2 separate regions of the Homo sapiens genome follow, and region 1 is linked to region 2. Evidence: chromatin loops called from intact Hi-C (ENCODE). Cell type or tissue: heart right ventricle. All regions are shown on one strand. Links, peaks and the distances in the headings refer to the core of each region. The heading gives the core; the rest is flanking DNA. Region 1 overlaps KIAA1217. Region 2 overlaps KIAA1217.

Region 1 (9,861 bases), core at 682-8,681, 120 kb before region 2:
GATCAGGGACTATGAGGAGGAAACAGTCTTAGCAGTGAGAGAGGTCTTAGAGAAGATTTAGGTTCTCCTGTTTCTTTCTTTCTTTCTTTTTTTTTTTTTTTTTTTTTTTTTTTGTGAGACGGAGTTTTGCTCTTGTCACCCAGGCTGGAGTGCAGTGGTGTGATCTCAACTCACTGCAACCTCCACCTCTGGGGTTCAGCAATTCTTGTGCTTCAGCCTCCTAAGTAGCTGGGATTACAGGCAACGGCCAACACACCTGGTTAATTTTTGTATTTTTAATAAAGACAAGGTTTCACTATGTTGGCCAAGCTGGTCTCGAACTCCTGACCTCAGGTGATCCACCCACCTCAGCCTCCCAAAGTGATGGGATTACAGGTGTGAGCCACCACACTTGGCCTAGGTTCTCCTGTTTCTCTTTCTTCCTTTGCAGCCAGGCTGTTGTTAAACCTGGAGTATAAGTCACCTTTTTATAAAGTTAACCTAAGACTTTTCAGTGCTGAAGATGGAGCTATAGGGTTAAGTAACTGGAAAGGTAACATATTTCCAAAGCCATTTCAGAAAATCAGTCTTGGCGTTAAGTTAGAGTGAACTATTCCATTCTCTCTCTGCTATACCCATTGATACCCCATCCTAACCCAGACACCTAGCTGATTTTGTTTTCCTGATGCGAAAAATACTCTAATTCAAAAATGAACCCTCCATCAAGTTTCAAAGACAACACAGAAGAAAGTAGGCAAGTTTTATCTATGATTTATACCTTTCTAAATCCAAATTAGATTTGATCTGGCTTCATCAAAACCAATAAAAATATCAAAGAACCATTAAAATAAGAATTAATACAAGTAGCTGTTGGGTAAAATATGTGTTCCAGAAAAATTAAGATAAAGATGATGGCTGTAATTGCAGTTAATATTAGAATATAAGACAAAAGAAGAAATGTAAGGCATTATTACATGGATTGCATTGTTTAAGATGAGGTTTATACCAGCTCATTAGAAAAAAAAAAAGTTTTAAGGCATTATCTTCCAACAACTCTTATATCTTAATGTTTTTGACATCTGATTATCTACTAAGCAGTTATATATCACAGTTGTTTTATGAAATGTTTTCCATGTGGCTATATCTTTACCATAAAACTTCAAAATCCAACAACACAGTATTAAGTCATGCAGTGAGAAGGCCATAACTTAGAATCTATAGATTTCCAGGGATCTAATTTAATACATGGAAAAAGTTGATGTAGTCTTGATAATTGCTTTAGCCCTCAGATGGTTGGTCCTTGGCTATTAGTTGTCTTAGCAGGTTGGGTAACTTCAGCTGAAGAGGAATATTTGAGAGGCAGATCATTGTTGAAGACTTGAATGGCAAAAGAGAGTTAGAAAAGTCATTTCTCCCACAGTGACAAAATTCCAAAATTTTTAATATGTTCCAATAATACCAGCTACTACTCTACACTTTCCCCGGGAATGACATTGGAAATTTATGGATTCAGATGCTGTACTTTTAGATGTTCTGCAATGGTTTGGTTGGAACAAGAGATGAGACATTAGGAAATGTTACCTGAACTGTGTATGAGGAAAAAGATTTTGTTTATCAGCCTCTTTTGTTTCCCTTTGCCATGAAAACTCTATCTAAAATCTGTTCACCATGCCTTACTGTTTTCATAAATGCAAAATATATTACACACATTATTTTTTTTTAATTAAAAGTTTCTGGCTGAGTCAATTTTTTTTGAAAGCTAATTTTCAGATATGATCCTTTAGGTTTATTTAACTCGATACAAGTTCCCCACATTTTTAGCACCGGCTTTTAAAGAACAGTCTAAAAAATGTTAGAAATAAAATTAAGACGCAAGCCAGTTTTATGGCATACACCCAAGTAGAACTTCATCCTTGGTGTTCTCATCCTAGCAGTGGCCTCCAGAAGGCTGCCCGCTGATGTCCAGAAACTGAGATTTAGGGCAGTTTCTCATATTTCTGGCTCAGTCGAGGAACATGGGAAGGTACACGTTCTGCATTGCTGGAGGGTAGATTATGTCTTCTTAGGCAGAGGAGTTAGTGAAAGGTCCTGGTCTACTGGCATCCAGATTTCACAAGTTAGCTCTGTGGTATGGATTTGAAACTAAGCAGGCCCCTGTCTGGAGATGAGGTTCTGTCTGGAGCAGGGAGGAGCCAGACTTTCCATCCAGGAAAGCTGCTTTCATGCAGGACAGCAGGCGAGAGCCCCCAGGCACCACCATGACGCTCTTCGGTTTCTTGTGATTCTGAGTCACTCTCTTGGGGGCTGTTAAGGGAGGAATTGTGCCTACCCTCTCCCAAATTCATATGTTGAAGTCCTAACTCCTAATACTTCAGCATGTGGCTGTATTTGGAGGTAGGAACTTCGGAGAGGTGATTATGTTAAAATGAGGTCATAAGTGTAGGTCTTAATCCGATATGACTGGTGTCCTTACAAGAAGAACAGATTTGGATATAGACGTGTACAGAGAGAAGACCATGTGAAGACATAAGAAAAAGACAGCTATCTACAAGCCAGGGAGAGAGGCTTCAGAAGGAACCCACACAGCTGACACCTTGATCAAAATAACTCTGTTGTTTAAGCCCCTTAGCACAGCCCCACGTACTTAATTGTGGCAGCCTGAACAAATGAGTACGGGGACTCCTGTCTTCTTCTTTCGTCCTGTCTCCTTTGAGGGGAATGTCAGGCTTATGACAGTTGTCACAAACATATTGTGTGTCTTTCTTCAAGACATTAAAATTGTGTTTGTCAAGCTTTCCATTCACTTTAATTTGTTTTCATTTCAGCACATCAGCTTGGTTTCTTAGCATTCCAAGGGGAAAGTTTAAAACCTTTTTGCATATAGACTCCATTTGCACGGCTACTTTTCTTTTCGGCGATTCTCAAGCCCCATCCTCAAATTCAGCCCGTGGAAGTTGTTTGACATCTAACTGAGTTAACTGCATCCTATCAAGCGAAGCTCCTATTTTCAGCCTGCTGAGTTTGGCTACTCAAAAGTTGGTTAATGTCATTAAAAATGATATTCCCACCAACTTTTCATTTGCAGAATTTGCTAAGGTGTTAATTGGCTTTCAGACATCCCTGGCTAAACATCTCCCTATAATATAAAGCTAAACATGATAAAAATAAATTACTTGTTTTCCCCTCTCTTTCTGCCCCAAGTTTTGCCCACTCTCGGGTTTTGTTTTGTTTTTTTTTAATCTCCATTCATGTGTTTATTAAGAATCGATTTGGTTTCTGGCACTGCTAAAGGTGCCATGATGAGTTATTTTAAAAACATATACAATCTGGTTCTTGTATTTAAGGAATTTTCAGTATAACTAAAGACACATGGTAACTATGTAAGGACTGACTTTAAAATATCCATAAATCAAAGACTTCCCGGATGAAGCTCTGATTACACCCAGCCACCCCGGACTCCTGGCTGTTCCAGCAGTCTCGCCCAGCACCTACATCCCTGCCGCTCTCTGCTTTGATTCACCCCACAAACGCCAGTTTCCCATACCCACATCTAGACCTCTGCCCATCAGAGAGCCCTCCACTGGGTAAAATATTAATAGCACCCCTGCTGCCGGTCTCTGTCTCCTTACCTGCTGCATTCTAGTTTCATGATGCTTCTTTAACAGAACAGTGATTCTCAGACTTTAGCAGGAGACGTGTTAAAGCGCAGGTTTCTAGCCCTACCTCCTGAGTTTCTGATTCAGTAGGTCTAGGGTGGGACCTCATAATTTGCATTTCTCACAATTTCCCAGGTGACATGGATGCTGCAGGTCAGGGGACCACTGATTGAGGGTGAGACATGCCCTCAGAAAGAATGAAATGGTTATTTCAGTGACCACCATCACCACATAAGGGCATGTGAATCAGTCCCCAGTGGAGAATAGAAAGTTGTCATTTTACATTGGCAGGAAAACATAGAGGCCCTTGCAGGGAGGACCTCTCCCCCATTCTTTGCTGTTCTTATTTTTGATCCCTACTTGATCTCTGAATCACCTCATCTGCCACCTCTTTCCCCTGCTGGACACCCTTAGACTCAACATCTGACCTCCGCCCTGTTGCTCCGGTCTTGGAGGGTAATCTTTTCTTATGCCTTTGTGCCACTCTGCACATACATCCCAAGTTACTTCATTCAAGGATTTCCCACACCAGTGTCCTGCCCTTCTCCTGCCCCAGGGACACTCTGGCTCCAACCATGGTCAGTTTAGCAACCAGATGTTGATATCATTCATGGTGTGGACGAGGCAAAGGACCAGTGCTTAAGGCCAGTGCACCTGAGAATGTCCCTGGAAAAGAAAGTTCCCTTGGAACAAGATGCTCTATGCTTTGATTCAGTAATTGGCCTTTCTTGATTCTAGGGCTAGGCACGTTCTTGTGCTTCCATTTGGTTCATAAAAGGAACCACATAATGTAGGAGCCTTTTTTTAAGAGACAGAGTCCTGCTCTGTCACCCAGGCTGGAGTTCGGTGGTGCAGTCATAGTTCTACAGCCTCAATCTCCTGGGCTCAAGCAAGCCTCCCACCTCAGCCTCTCAAGTAGCTGGGACTATAGGTGTGTACTATCAATTACACTTGGCTATTTTGTTGTTGTTGTTAATTTTGTAGGGACGGGGGTCTCACGATTAGCCCAGGCTGGTCTCAAGCTTCAGGTGGTCATCTACCTCAGCCTCCAAAACTGCTGGAATTACAGGCATGAACCACCAAGCCCAGCCTATAGGAGCCTTCTTAAGAGTAAAAACTCAATTAAAACTACATACCAATGCCAGCAATGATTCTTTTAAGAAATGCTTACCGGCCAGGCGTGGTGGCTCACCCCTGTAATCACAGCACTTTGGGAGACTGAGGTGGGTGGATCACCTGAGGTCAGGAGTTCGAGACCAGCCTGGCCAACATGGTGAAACCCTCTCTCTACTAAAAATACAAAAATTAGACAGGTGTGGTGGCAGGCACCTGTAATCCCAACTAGTCGGGAGGCTGTGGCAGGAGAATCACTTGAGCCCGGGAAGCGGAGGTTGCAGAGAGCAGAGATTGCGCCATTGCACTCCAGCCTGGGCGACAGAGTGAGACTCTGTCTCAAAAAAAAGAGAAAAAAGAAAAAAAATGCTCACCAAGTATCTACCAGGCAATCTTAATAAAACAGCCACAAACCTCTGGCTTCTGGAGCTTCTGTTCTGTTGGAGGAGGCAGCTGATAAAGAAATAAAATATATAATAGATGGTATAAGTGCTATGGAGAAAAATAAAGCAGGAGAAGGGATACAGAGAGCGCTGAAGACATGAAGATGGGAGAGTTGTAATTTTATGAAAGATGGACAGGGGGAGCCTCACTGAGAAGGCAGCCTTCGAGCCATGACCTGGAGCATGTGAAGATGTAAGCCATGCAGATATCTGGGGGAAGAGAGTTCCAGGCAGAGGAACAGTCAATGCAAAAGCCCGAGAAAGAGCATGCCTGGAGCATTCAAGGAACAGCAAAAAGGCCACTATGATCGGAATGATGTCAGAAAGGTAACAGGCCAAATATTGGATGGCTTTTGCAAAACAAACACTCTGGCTCCACTGGCAACATTGGAAAGAGAATGTCTGCTTCATTGCAGAGGTAGGATCAGTGGCGCCACTTCAGATTTAAAGACTATTCTGGCTACTGGGTTTGGAACAGACTAAAGGCAGTGTGGACAGGAGCTGGGAGACCAGTTAGGAGTCTTGCAATAATCCAGGAAGATGGGAGTGTTAGCAGAGTGAGCAGGGAAAAGAATCTGGGTTCTGTAGATGCTTTGAAATGAGATTAAGGTTGGTTTCTGCCATCCAGGAGTTTGTGTTCTGATGGAGAAGGCATAGATGTAAGAAACTCTTTTTTTTTTTTTTTTTTTTTGAGACGGAGTCTCACTCTGTCACCCAGGCTGGAGTGCAATGGTGCCATCTTGGCTCACTGCAACCTCATACCTCCTGGGTTCAAGCAATTCTCCTGTCTACAGGCATGCAGCACCACACCCGGCTAATTTTTGTATTTTTAATAGAGACAGGATTTCACTATGTTGGCCAGGCTGGTCTCGAACTCCTGACCTCGCGATCCACCCGGCTTGGCCTCCCAAAGTGCTGGGATTACAGGCGTGAACCACTGTGCCTGGCTGATGTAAGAAACTCTTAACCGAGGATATGATGCAAACATCACCATAGTAGCTAACATTTGCTAAGCACTCATTCTATGCTAGGCGGTATCTAACACACCAACCAGCAAAGCCAAGATTGGAACCCAAGCAGCCTTGTCTGTAGAACCTACATACTTAACCACTACAATGTACGAAAAAGTAAAAACGACAAAGATCTTATCTGGATAACTGGGAGAGTTTTTAATGAAAAGTAGCATTTGATTTGGGTTTTGAAGGATGACTAGAAATTGACAGTTTGAAAAGGGGGAAGGTCTCTTATGAGAGCAGTGACTATAATAATAAGATTCCACTAATAACCATGTAGTGATCACTTGAACATTCCAGCAATGAAGCTGGAGCCACAGAGGTGTATTTCTCTCTACAGCAGTTATTCCATCCTATCCAGTGCCATTCACACCTGTAGCTACAGCTGTTCCCACAACCCCACCCCCAATAAAGAGGGCACTGAGTGTACCCGGAAGCAGCCAGTAGAGTAATCAGGATCATCTCATCTGGGTTCCTTTACTTACCTTGTCTGTGACATTGGGCAAGTTAATCAATCTCTGAGCCATTTCTGTAAATACCTACCTCACAGAGTACAGTTGACCCTTGAACAACACAGGGATTAGGGGCGCTGACTCCCCATGCAGTTGGAAATTCACATATAGCTTTTGACTCCCCCAAAACTTAACTACTAATAGCCTACCATTGAGCAGAAGGCTTGCCAATAACATAAGTAGTCAATTAACACATATTCGTATGTTCTATGTATTCTATACTGTATTTTTACCATAAAGTAAGCTATAGAAAAGAAAATCTTATTAAGATAATCATTAAGAGAAACTACTATTTATTTAGTGGAAGTGGGTCATCATTAAGCTCTTCATCCCCATCATCTTCACATTGAATAAAGCTGAAGAAGAGGAGGAGGGGTTGGTCTTGCTGTCTGAGGGGTAGCAGAAGCAAAAGGAAATCCACATACTGTTAAGAATGGCAAATATCCGACTTATTGGTGGCAAATATGTACAGGTCTGCAGCAATCTCAATTCTTGCCTCCTCAGAAGAAACAATTTGACTGAGGGGCCTAAGGCAGAAAAAGAAACCAAGGCAAGTTTCAGGGCAGGAGTGGAAGTTTGTTAGAAAGCTTTAGAACAGGAAAGAAAGGAAAGTACACTTGGAAGAGACCCAAGCAGGCACCTTGGAGCTCAAGTGTGGCATTTTTATATATCGACATATTTCAGGGGTCTTGTGTCCTTTTTCCCATGATTCTTTCCTCTGGATGGGCCGCCCGCATGCACAGTGACCTGCTAACACTTAAGAGTTGAGCGTGCACAGTGTGTTTACTGCAGTTGTACACATGCCCACCTGAGGCATTCTTCCCTTTTCCAGTGGCATGCCCCCAGAAGATCATGCTTTGCCATTTTGTCTCTAAATGTGCAAACCAAAGTCTAGTGGCCCAATTTCTGAGCTGCCAGTTACCAATTTCAAGTGTTTTTATTTATAGGGAAACTGCCTTTCCCTGGTACTGGCTGCGACCAATTATTATTTTAGAGAGACCATTAACAACTACCTGACCATCACCTGATGGTTGCCTGACTTTCCTGGTAGGGTTGGAGGGAGCCCTCTCCTGCCCCGCTCATGCCTGACTAGCTGCCTACCATAATAATAGAAGTGGACCCACACAGCTCAAACTGTATTGTTCACAGGTCAACTGTAGTTGTACATAGCCAGTGAGATCATATAGGTCATGTTCTTAATACACTGCCTGATATATAGTAAGTACTCTGTAAATTAGCTGATGGTCATAGCGATGAACTGAGGTTTTTTTCTTAATGTCTATTGCATTCTAAGGTAGGACATTACAAATTTCATTTAGAAATATTTACATCATAATGGTTAAAATTAAGACATTTCTCATTTGTGACGTACTCACTTTTAACTTATTCTTTTTACCGATGATGTTAACTCAAACCTCATCTCTTTCCCAATTCAAAAAAATGCTCTATCATTGTCCTTTCACATCGTGTTTCATTTGCTAAGTTCATGAGTTATTTTATAATAATTAACATTTTAGATTGGTCAGCTGAATTCTGATAGTCTTTATTCTCATTGGTAACATGTCACTGAGTTATATTTTAGGTTATCTTAGATCCCATCTCTAAATTCTAATGGCCACTCTGTGTTGCACTGTTCTTTTCAATTCTGTCTTTCAGTTCCTGGGTCCATCAGATCTAAGAATGTGACTGAGGTATTCCAGCATGGAGAGAGTTAATGTGAGGTTGAATGTGGATAATGCTTCAGAAAGAGTCCAAAAAATACAGAAATTATGCTAATAGGAAAGAATGAGTATCAGAAGATTTCTAGCAATATAGCAGCATGAGGGATCTTAGATGCTAACTGTACCCCTTGTCACCACAAACACGTAGCGACCCAGGATGAAATATAATAATAACAAAAAAATAATAATAATACATGGCAAGTTTGAAAGCGATGAAAGGAAATCTCCAGATTCCAAAAGTGAAGAAGAATATCAAAGTGGAAATCACCATGGACATGGATATTTCAGAGATGGGTACCATGTCTTTGAACTAGGACTTTGCTACTTAACATAGCAACAGGAAAATGAACAGATAGATGGACTAATCGCCCCTGCGTAAATAGCCTAGAGGTTCAAATAACTGATCATTTATTTTTTAAAAATGGGTAGATAGAACTCTAATCACATCCCAGGAAAGCAGCAAAGAGGTTTGCCTCTGACCTGAGAATTGGGGCAGAAAAAAAAATTATCTGGGAGAAACAAAAGCCCTAGACAGGAACCGTGCACAGGGATGAAGCCTGGACTTATACTACCTGACCTGCATTTTGGGGACTTCCCACAGTATATCAGTCAGGATAGGCTAGTTAATGCTGCAGTAACAATTCCCAAATCTCAACAGCACTTATCACAACCACTGTTTATTTCTTGCTTAAGTTGCTTGCCCAGTGCAGCTTGGCAAGAGGTCCTGCCTGTCATAGCCACCCAGGGTCCCCATGCTGATGGAAGCCCCATCTCAACATGTCACAGAAGCAGGATAAAGGGAGCATAACAAATCTTGGCTCTTAAAGCTTCTGCAAGAAGTGATGCTTTGGTTAAAAGAAGCCACAGATCCATGCTTACCTCCAAAGGGGACAAGGAAGTGCAATCCAACAATGGACCTGGAATATTTGTGAACAATACTAGAGACAATCACACCAAGCCTATACATTAACCTAAAAGTAATCAGGATCATTGAAATCCCTAGTCCAGAGTATTCAGCTGAAGAGAGAAATAGTCAACCAGAATATAAATATGAGGAAATCTCACAATCTGAGGAGAGAAAACATGAAAGACCAACTTAGAGACAGGATCAAGCAACCAGGGCCACCTATGTCTGAGAGGAATTCTGGAAGATAAGGCTAGAAAAAAATTGGGGAAAGACAATAGTGGATGAGAGAATAGATGAGAATTTTTCTAGAATTGAAGACAAACCTGAGACTTAAGATTGAAAAATAACACAAAATTCCAAGCAAGAAACATACACACACACACACACACACACACACACACACACACAGGCCCACTTTGGAGAAACTGCAAAACATCAAAGATCAAAAGAAAATTTTAAAAGCAGCTGGAGAGAAATGACAGGTTACTTACAAAGAAAAGAAAACTTAATACCAGCA
Region 2 (9,861 bases), core at 1,237-9,236:
AAAAAAAAAACAGAGAGAGTTGCAGCTTCATACTCTCCTCCAGGGCTCAGCAACACACAAAATTAAAAGGAGTAAATGGCAAAACCCAATGGCAAATAGGAAGCCTATATTTCATCTCAATAAATTAAAACTAATGGCCAAAATAACACAGCTCTAAAATTATCTTCCTATTATTCAACTGTAGTTAAAATTGCAAAAGAAGAATTTAAATGTAAAATGTATCTGATCCAGAATGAAAAATGCTTCCTTAGCTGTTATGAATGTTATTTAAGGTTCTTATTGAAAGCATCTATCAAGTCCTACTATTGAAATGAGCAGAATTTTATTACTCCCCCGTCACCAGGCAGGCACATCTTTTATGGTAATTGTATGTTTTGGTATGCAATGAAGATTTATCATAGAACTATCTCACCTTTTAGTATAATGAATAGTAATTTTGAGGGGTTTCTCCAGTGTTGATAATTCTCTTGTTTCTTGGAAAACTTAAATCTTTCAAATGGGGATTGTAAGGGAGCAGTTTGCAAACTCTTCTCATGGCCATAATGAGAAAAGATTTCCATGATGGAAAGCATTGTGCTCAGTCACCTATCTCCTATTGGAGCTGTGGCTCGTGTCGCCCTGGATGCCAACCTAATGTGTTTGATTAAAATTAGAGTGTCCCTCTCAGCAGTCTAGAGGGAAAAAAACATCAATTTGAGTTATTCTTTTCCTAATAAATTAAATTAGGCTGCTGTTCATCCATATCTCAAAATAGCTTCCAAAATTCTACTTAGTTCACACATTTATAGACAGAGTTAATCACCCACCATGAGTTGGTAAGGCTGTTATTTGTCTGAAATGTCTTTGTGACAGCCCAATTATCTAAAACTAGGTCTCCAGTTTCTTCTTTAAAACTTCTTTTAAAATGCATATCCTGGCTGGGCACGGAGGCTCATACCTGTAATCCCAGCACTTTGGGAGGCCGAGGCAGCCAGATCACCTGAGGTCAGGAGTTCGAGACCAGCCTGGCCAACATGGCAAAACCCCGTCTCTACTAAAAATACAAAAAAAATAGCTGGCCATTGTGGTGTGTGCCTGTAGTCCCAGCTACTCAGGAGGCTGAGGCAAGAGAATTGCTTGAACCCGGGAGGGGAAGGTTGTGGTGAGCCGAGATTGCACCACTGCACTCCAGCCTGGGCAACAGAGCACAACTCCGTCTCAAAAAATAATAGTAAAAATAAAAATAAAAATATATATCCTTTTAAAAACATTTATATAAATTTTCCAATAAAATTATGAAAAAAAATTTTTTTGAGTTGGAGTCTTGCTCTGTTGCCCAGGCTGGAGTGCAGTGGCATGATCTCGGCTCACTGCAACCTCCAACTCCTGGGTTCAAGCCTATTCTCCTATGTCAGCCTCCCGAGTAGCTGGGATTACAGGTGCACACCATGATGCCCAGCTAATTTTTGTATTTTTAGTAAAGACGGCGTTTCACCATATTGGTCAGGCTGGTCTCAAACTCCTGACCTCAGGTGATCCACCTGCCTCAGCCTCCCAAAGTGTTGGGATTACAGGCATGAGCCACCACGCCCGGCCAGTAAATTTCTTCTTTTTAAAAATTGTGTTTATTGGTTAGCTGAGATAATTCTCACTTCTGGCCTAGAAAAGCCATCTTTAATCTCAATAATACTCTGAGATTACAGCCTAGCATAGGAATGAGACAGAAAAGGTAGTGGAACGAACATATCATAAGAGGGCTTTATCTGGTTGGATTTGTGGGAAGGCCACAGATGAGTAAAAGAGGCAAAGAGCCCTTGAGGATCTTCAGTCTAGCAAAGGCAACCTGATAAATAGGAGTATAGCCCCGAACAGGGGATTTACAGGTACCAGTTGTACCCACACAAAAGAGAGACTAACCCAGGGATCAGGAAGACTTAACCTGAATGAAGTCATTCTTTGTATGACCCACAGGCCACAAACAGTATCTTGCACATAGTAGTTTCAGAAATGGTTTGTTAGGCTGGGCACAATGGTTCATGCCTATAGTCCCAGCAGTTTGGGAGGCTGAGGTGGGAGAATCACTTGGGACCAGGAATTCAAGAACAGGCTGGGCAATATAGCAGGACCCTGTCTCTACTAAAAATAAAAAATTAGCCAGCTGTGGTGGCATGCCTCTGTAGTCTCAGCTACTCAGGAGGCTGAAGCAGGAGGATCGTTTGAGCCCAGGAGTTCAAAGCTGCAGTGAGCTATGACTGCACCTCTGCATTCCAGCATGGATATCAGAGCAAGACTCAATCTCTAAAACAAGAAAGAAGAAAGAAAGAAATGGTTTGTTAAACTCAACTGAGGTGGCCTTGAAGATGGGGAGATTGCATCAGCAGAGGCTAGAGATGGAAGGACTTCCAGGCAGTAGAACCCTGCAAACCAACAAGTTTCTGGCCTGGAAAATGCAAGATGTCTTTAGAGAACTGGGGAGCAGTCCAGTTAGGCAGCAGAGTTGGGTGCAAGATACTAATAACATCCCATATTTGGGGAGTGTCATTCCCATTTGCACACTGACTTCCTGTATCTTAGACCATACTCAGGCCTCACATACCTGCTTGATGCCTGTCTGGGCTGTGCCTACAGAGATTGGAAGATTCTGTAAGAGAAACCTGGATTTCTGGCTTTTCTTGAAAGTTCCGGGGTTCAACCCCAGATTCACAATTTCTGTGGATGGGGCTTAGGAATCTGCAGTTTACAAACAAAGCCGGTGATTCTGAAGCACTTTCACATTTGAGAGTTACTGCCTAGAATGATGAGGAAGACACTGAGTGTTTGGGTTTGTTTGGTTTTTGTTTTTGATCAAGGAAGTAGCAAAGCTAGAGCTGTATTGGAGAGAGGTCCCTCTGGTGATCATGTGCCGGACTGATTAAGAGGAAAATAGATCAGTGACTAGGAGACCATATGGGAAGCTACTGTATCCGTCAGGCAAAAGGCAGTGAGGCCTGAACCACATAGTAGAAGTAAGAAAGAAGTCAAATGCAAAACGTCCTATGGTATTCACCGTCTAAGACTAGCTCTCAAAATTCTTCTTTAAAACACCTTTTGAAATATATATCCTTTTGGCTGGGTGCAGTGGCTCATGCCTGTAACCCCAGCACTTTGGGAGGCTGAGGTGGGAAGATCGCTTGAGCCCAGGAATTCAAGACCAGCCTGGGCAACGCAGGAACACAGGGACACCCAATGTCTACAAAATAAAAATTAAAATTAAAAATAAACCCTAGCCGATCATGGTGGCACACACCTGTGGTCCCAGCTACTCAGGAAGCTGAGGTAGGAGCATGGCTTGAGCCTGGCGGGTCAAGGCTGCACGATCACACCACTGCACCCCAGCCTGGGTAACAGAGCAAAACCCTGTTAAAAAAAAAAAAAAAACTAAAAATATCTATATACATATATATCCTTTTAATAATGGTAGTGTAAATTTTCCTTCCATAAGGTATAAAGTAGGTTAACTGATTGGATGGCTAGATCTGAATGGCAAGACAGCAGGTTATAAAAGACAGCTGGAAATAGCTAGAAGAGAAGAACTAGAATGTTTCTAGCATGAAGAAAAGACAAATATTTAAGGTGACGGATATCCCAAGTACACTGATTTGATCTGTACAAATTATATGTACTAAATTATCACATGTACCCCAAAACTCACATCTATTATGCGTCGATTTTTAAAAAGAGCTTATTTTTTAAAAGCCAGAAATTTCAACTCTGGAATATCAGAACAGTGATATCCCTCTTTCCTTCCCCTCTCCCTCCTCGTTCTCCTTTTTGTTCTTCTCCTTCTTCTTCTTCCAAGTACTAGAATATAAGTCTCCTTGTGGAGCATGTTAGGTTGAATTACTGGTGAGCCATTCAGAAGGCAGAGAGAAGAAACTTGGGCCTAAAACTGTGAAGAGATGGGCTGGGCACAGTGATTCACACCTATAATCCCAGCACTTTGGGAGGCCAAGGTGGGTAGATCACTTGAGGTCAGGAGTTAGAGACCAGTCTGGCCAACATGGCGAATCCCTATCTCTACTGAAAATACAAAAATTAGCTGGGCATGGTGGCGGGCACCTGTAATCCCAGCTACTCAGCAGGCTGAGGCAAGAGAATCACTTGAACCCGGGAGACGGAGGTTGCAGTAAGCTAAGATCAGGCCACTGCACTCCAGCCTGGGTGACAGAGAGAGACTGTCTAAAAATAAAAAAATAAAACTATGAAAAGAAATTGGGTCTAGATAATTTCTACATGAAAATAATAATTGGTCTTCTAATAACAGTCAAGTGAAATACATTCCAACAAACTGCATGCTTCTTTTTAACAAAGCTAGGATGAAAAGCCACTTAAACAAATAGAATGCTGTAAACTGTGACGTCTATGAATATCTGACATTCTGTGGAGCAAAGCTGATATTTTAAAAGTCATATTGATTACCATGTCAAAAATTTATTTCCAGCATTCATTTTAGCCCCATGTCTCTGTTACATTTTTGAATGAACAAATTTGATTTTTAATGTTTTATCTAAAGTAGGTATCATAAACGTTTGCATAGAAGTGATATTGTTGTGTACAATTGTATCAATATACATTTCTGTATATTCCATAAAGCTGTGAAGTTTAAGCGTCTCCGTATGCAAGGTTGTGAAATCCAAGAGGCATATTGTATAGAAGAGATCAAAACAGAATTCTAGGCAGACTGACTTTGAGTCAGATGACAGCTCCTTGAAGTATTAATTACGCACTGACAGACATGTTGGTTGTTCACGGAACCAGGAAAATATTTGGTCCTTAGCTCTTCCAGCAAAGCTTTGCAGGACTGGACCCTGTGTCCAGTCAATACAGGGAAGTCATTCTGTTTGGTTGTGCAATAGAAAAGAACTTTTCCACACGAAGTTACCATATTTATTTAGAGCCCTTCAGTGAGGTGGCACAATCTCTTCGTGTCAAGAATCCAATAGCTGTAGGAAGTTTCCCGTGGGTGTGTTCACAGAACACTGGGCCCCTTTCCATAGTTCACAGACGTGGACAATGAGCAGATGAGGCTTTCTCCCTCTGGTCCTGAAGTAGCATCATTTCATCTGAAATGGCCACAAGCAATTTTGGTTTATTTTTCATAACAGAATCAAAGACATCACCAAAAACTCCATCCCACTTCTTGCAGGGGAGGAATTTGTTATTTTCCCTTGGATCCTGTTGAACACATGTGGCATCCTGCCTGAACCCCTCCCGCAGCTGCCATGCGATCCAGAGCTCCATCCACTTGCCCACCTAAGTGGAAAGGGCCTTCGAGGGCCATCAGTTTGCAGACGACACTGTGCATTCCTTTTTCTCTTTCGGACGCTGGCTCCACAATCCGGGCTCCAGGAGGTGGAATCGCTGTTCACTTACTGCCCCCTAGTGGTCCGCATTTCTGAAAGTTCTTTATCCCTGTTTCCTTTGAGATTTTTCTCCGTAGATTTATAGGTGTTTAGGATGGGGTTAGTAATGTGGCCAAGGAGGTGGTTGTTTTCTCAAGGGTGAGACCTCGTCTCCGATCTCCGTCTCTTGGAGCTAGCATTCCCCTCTATCCACAGACACCACGTCTGTCGTCATTTTTATTTTCTGCAATCATTTCTTCTCTTGGTAGCTTGGAGAAGAGTTCATCCTTGTTGATGAGACAATCAGTATAAACCAGAGGTTCTCATTTAGGGGCAATTTTGCTCCCCCTTCCCCAGGGACATTGGACAATGTCTGGGTCTGGAGACATTCTGGTTTGTCACAAGCTGGGGTAGGCAAGGTTTCTACTGGCATCCAGTAGATGAAGGCCAGGGGCGCTGCTAAACATCGTACCGTGCAGTTTCCCCACACCACAGCGAAGAATTACACAGCCCAAAATGTCAAATGCTGAAGTTGAAAAGCCTGATATTAACCACTGTGGGCTTCTTGTTTTACTGCACCGCAGGTCGGTCTCCCTCTCTCTCTCTTTCTCTCTTTCTCCCTCTCTCTCCTACCCCACCCTCCCACCTATCCCTCCTTCTGTCCCTCTGTTGGCATCAGCACCACTGAATAAAAAGACTCGGTCCTCTGTTAGCCAGGCACAATCGTCCCTTTGGCCAATGTAGAACATTCCCTGGAAAACCCTCCTTGTACCTGCCTCACACCACTGCAAAATGTTCCCAGCCACTGTTAAAAGATGAGCGACCCCCCTCCACCACCACCACACGAAAGGCAGGGGGGAGGAGCTGGGGCTCTACACAAAATCAGAGGCTGAGACGGGCACTCGGCCCCTCCTCTTCCTCTGTGAGGCCTCGTGTTCAGCTCTATGTGCTGGTGTCCTTGCTCCCGCAGCGAGTTGGAAGACTTTGTTGAAGACTTGAAGAAGGACTCCACGGCAGCCAGCCGATTGGTTACTCTGAAAGACGTGGAAGACGGGGCTTTCCTCCTGCGTCAAGTGGGAGAGGCTGTAGCTACCCTGAAAGGTAAACTTTCTGCTGGGTCGGGGGAGGAGTCTGAGCTGTCTTTCCTGCGGTGTTTAAAAATCTGCCACATAGAGGATTCATTCATGTATGCAAGTATTTATTAAACGTCTACATGTGCCAGGCATTGTTCTGGACACTTGGGATACCCCACAGCACAAAGTAGGTGCACATCCCCCTCTTCTTGGAGCTGGTATTAGAGTGGGTGCTGTAAGATTTCACACTAAATGATTCCAGTAACACTTTCTATTTGCTAGGCTCTTACAGTGCACCGGGATGCATGTGCCAAACCCGTTAAAAACACAAGGTGGGAGGATCACTTGATCCCAGGAGTTCAAGACCAGCCTGGGCAATATAGAGAGACTCACATCTCTACCAAAAAAAAAAAAAAAAAAAAAAAAATATATATATATATATATATATATACACACACACACAAAAAAAAATTAGCCAGGTGTGGTGGTGCATGCCTGTGGTACCAGCTACTTAGGAGGCTGAGGTGGTAGGATCTCTTGAGCCTGTGAGGTCAAGGCTATGGTGAGCCACCATTGCACCACTGCACTCCAGCCTGGCAGCCTGGGTGGCAGAGTGAGACCCTGTCTCCAAAAAATAAAAATAAAAAACAAAAAATAAAAAATTAAATTAAATTAAAAACCTGTAACCAGGCACGGTGGCTCACGCCTGCAATCCTAGCACTTTGGGAGGCCAAGGCAGGAAAATCGCCTGAGGCCAGGAGTTCAAGACCAGCCTAGGAAACATAACAAAACCCCATCTCTAAAAAAAAAAAAAAAGTTTTTTTTTTTTTTTTTTTCTGGCCAGGCGTAGTGGCTCATGCCACTTTGGGAGGCTGAGGCGGGCAGATCACTTGAGGTCAGGAGTTCGAAACCAGCCTAGCCAACAGAGTAAAACCCTGTCTGTACTAAAAATACAAAAATTAGCTGGGCATGGTGGCACAAACCTGTAGTCCCAGCTACTCAGCTGAGGCAGGAGAATTACTTGAACCCAGGAGGCGGAGGTTACAGTAAGCCAAGATCATGCCACTGCACTCCAGCCTGGGTGACAGAGGGAGACTCCATCTCAAAAAAAGAAAAAAAAAGTTGAATTAGCTGGGCATGGTGGTGTGCAGCACCTAAATAGTCCCAGCTATCCAGGAAGCTGAGGCAGGAGGATCGCTTGAGCCCAGGTGTTTGAGGCTCCAGTGAGCTCTGATCATGCCACTGCACTCCAGCCTGGATGACAGAGTGAGACCCTGTCAGCCAGTCAAATTAAAAAGTAATAATAATAACCCTAATGGTCAATTGGCTTTATCCCAAATACACAGACAGGAAACAGGCCTAGAGGAGCTTTACCCTTGCCCAAGGTGAGTTTCTCCAATGCTCCTCTGTGCTCTTAACCCACTGCCACCTGAAGATGTGTGAGCCACCCTGTGGCTTGTGAACTCTGCACTTCTCTGTCCAGTATCGGAGTGCGGGATGAGGGTTGTCGTTCTGGCTTTTTCTCCTCCAATTCACCTGCTGGTTTGGGCCTGCAGGAGAATTTCCAACCTTACAAAACAAGATGCGAGCCATCCTGCGCATAGAAGTGGAGGCCGTGCGGTTTCTGAAGGAGGAGCCACACAAGCTGGACAGTCTCCTGAAGCGTGTGCGCAGCATGACAGACGTCCTGACCATGCTGCGGAGGTGACCGGGCCCTCATCGTGCTGGGGGTGGCCTGCGGAGGGGTGCACTGGGAAACCGAGAGTGGACGTTTGGGACTTCAGCCTTCCACCATGCTCCCAGGACACATCCAGTGTCCTGAGGAAAAGCCCCAAGTCCTTCTCACCCTTGAACTTTTATTGCAATATGGCTTGAGGTTCTAATTCTTCAACACAGGATTGCTAGGTGGAGCCCATCCTAGGGTTTAAAATTAATAGACACAGTAAACATTGTTTTAAAATCATCTGAAAGGCCAGGTGTGGTGGCCACTCAGGAGGTACAGGCAGAAGGATCCCTTGAGCCCAGGAGTATGAGGCTGCAGTGAGCTATGACTGAGCCACTGCACTCCAGCCTGGGCAACAGAGAAAGACTCCATTTCTTTTAAAAAAATCATCGGAAGGTGGGTTTTTTAAAATAACATTTTGAAGTTGAAAAATTGATTGAAATAGTTTATTAGCCTCCTTCACTTCAGGGGCATAGATGAATTCAGTTCAAAGAAATGTAATAGAAGTAAACAAAGTCTTTCTTAAATGACCTCCTGAAGGAGTATCTGTGAGACTGTTGGTCCCACCTAGAAAAGAGGAACAAAGCATTTTGAGTGGCCTGGGCCAGGCTTCCTTACCAAAGGTAAACCTGCTCACCGAAGAGGTCACAGTGGAGTAAAGACCAAAAGACATTCAGGAATTTCACTGCAAAGAAAATTCCAGGACTCCACACTCACTGAAAACACATATGCATGCAAAATTTGTGTTGCCAGAAGTACCTTCACTGGCCAGGCACAGTGGCTCACACCTGTCATCCCCGCACTTTGGGAGCTGAGGTGGGTGGATCACTTGAGGTCAGGAGTTGGAGACTAGCCTGGCCAACATAGTGAATTCCCATAGGTATTACAGGCGGTGGCGTGCCTGTAATCCCAGCTACTTGGGAGGCTGAGGGAGGAGAATTACTTGAACCCAGGAGGTGGAGGCTACAGTGAGCCGAGGTTGTGCCACTGCACTCCAGCCTGGGAGACAGAGCATGAAGTCAGCTTCATGGAGATGATTATTGAAAATGGGAAAGATCACTGGGTGCAGTGGCACGTGCTCGTAATCCCAGCTACTCAGGAGGCTGAGATGGGAGGATCACTTAGGCCAGGAGTTCAAGGCTGCAGTGAGCTATGATCACACCACTGCACTCCAGCCTGGGTGACAGAGCAAGACCCCATCTCTACAAAAAATTATTTTAAAAATTAGCCAGGAAGGGTGGTATACACCTGTAGTCCCAGCTACTTAGGAGGCTGAGGCAGGAAGATCTCTTGAACGTAAGAGTTTGAGGCTGCAGTGGGCTAGGATTGAGCCACTGCACTCCAGCCTGGGCAACAGAGCGAGGCCCTGTTTCTTAAAAGAAAAGAAAATGGAAGAGATGGTTGAGGCAGAATGATAGGGAAAGGAGAGAACAAATCCTTGGGGATCTCTAAGAATCTAAGGGATTGGGGTAAAAAAAGAAACAGCAAAAGAAAGAGCACTGAGTAGCAGAAGAGTTATAGAATGCAATGTCTTTTTTCAAATAAAAAAAAGTAACATAATAAAAAGGGGATGAGGGACTAACTAAAAATTAGAGGTCAAGTACCATGTTTGACATTGCCTCACACATAACTTTACAATGTTAATGTTAGTCCTAACGACAGGTCCTGAGGAAGTCATTATCATCACCATCGTCATCCCCATCTT

The links. Peaks named below come from ENCODE experiments on the same cell type or tissue, not always from the same donor. Only the 100,000 strongest peaks of a DNase experiment are listed, where the experiment ranks them.
Region 1: a loop joins it to region 2, with 2.2 times the contacts of the local background. A loop is called at or near these places in 26 of 110 quality-filtered maps.

Annotation. Positions count from the first base shown.
Region 1 is chr10:24,391,248-24,401,108 of GRCh38, forward strand. The region is part of intron 3 of KIAA1217; the gene reads left to right. Among named protein-coding and RNA genes, the nearest start is that of MIR603, 120 kb to the left of the region's middle. In heart right ventricle, for the core only: a CTCF peak has its summit at 5,339; no DNase peak of the experiment used is centred there.
Region 2 is chr10:24,513,793-24,523,653 of GRCh38, forward strand. KIAA1217 reads left to right here. Exons shown (of 21, transcript NM_019590.5): 11 at 6,331-6,461; 12 at 7,990-8,137. Among named protein-coding and RNA genes, the nearest start is that of ARHGAP21, 210 kb to the right of the region's middle. In heart right ventricle, for the core only: CTCF peaks have their summits at 5,414 (motif pointing left) and 5,615; a DNase peak (open chromatin) is centred at 5,339; H3K27ac peaks cover 513 bases.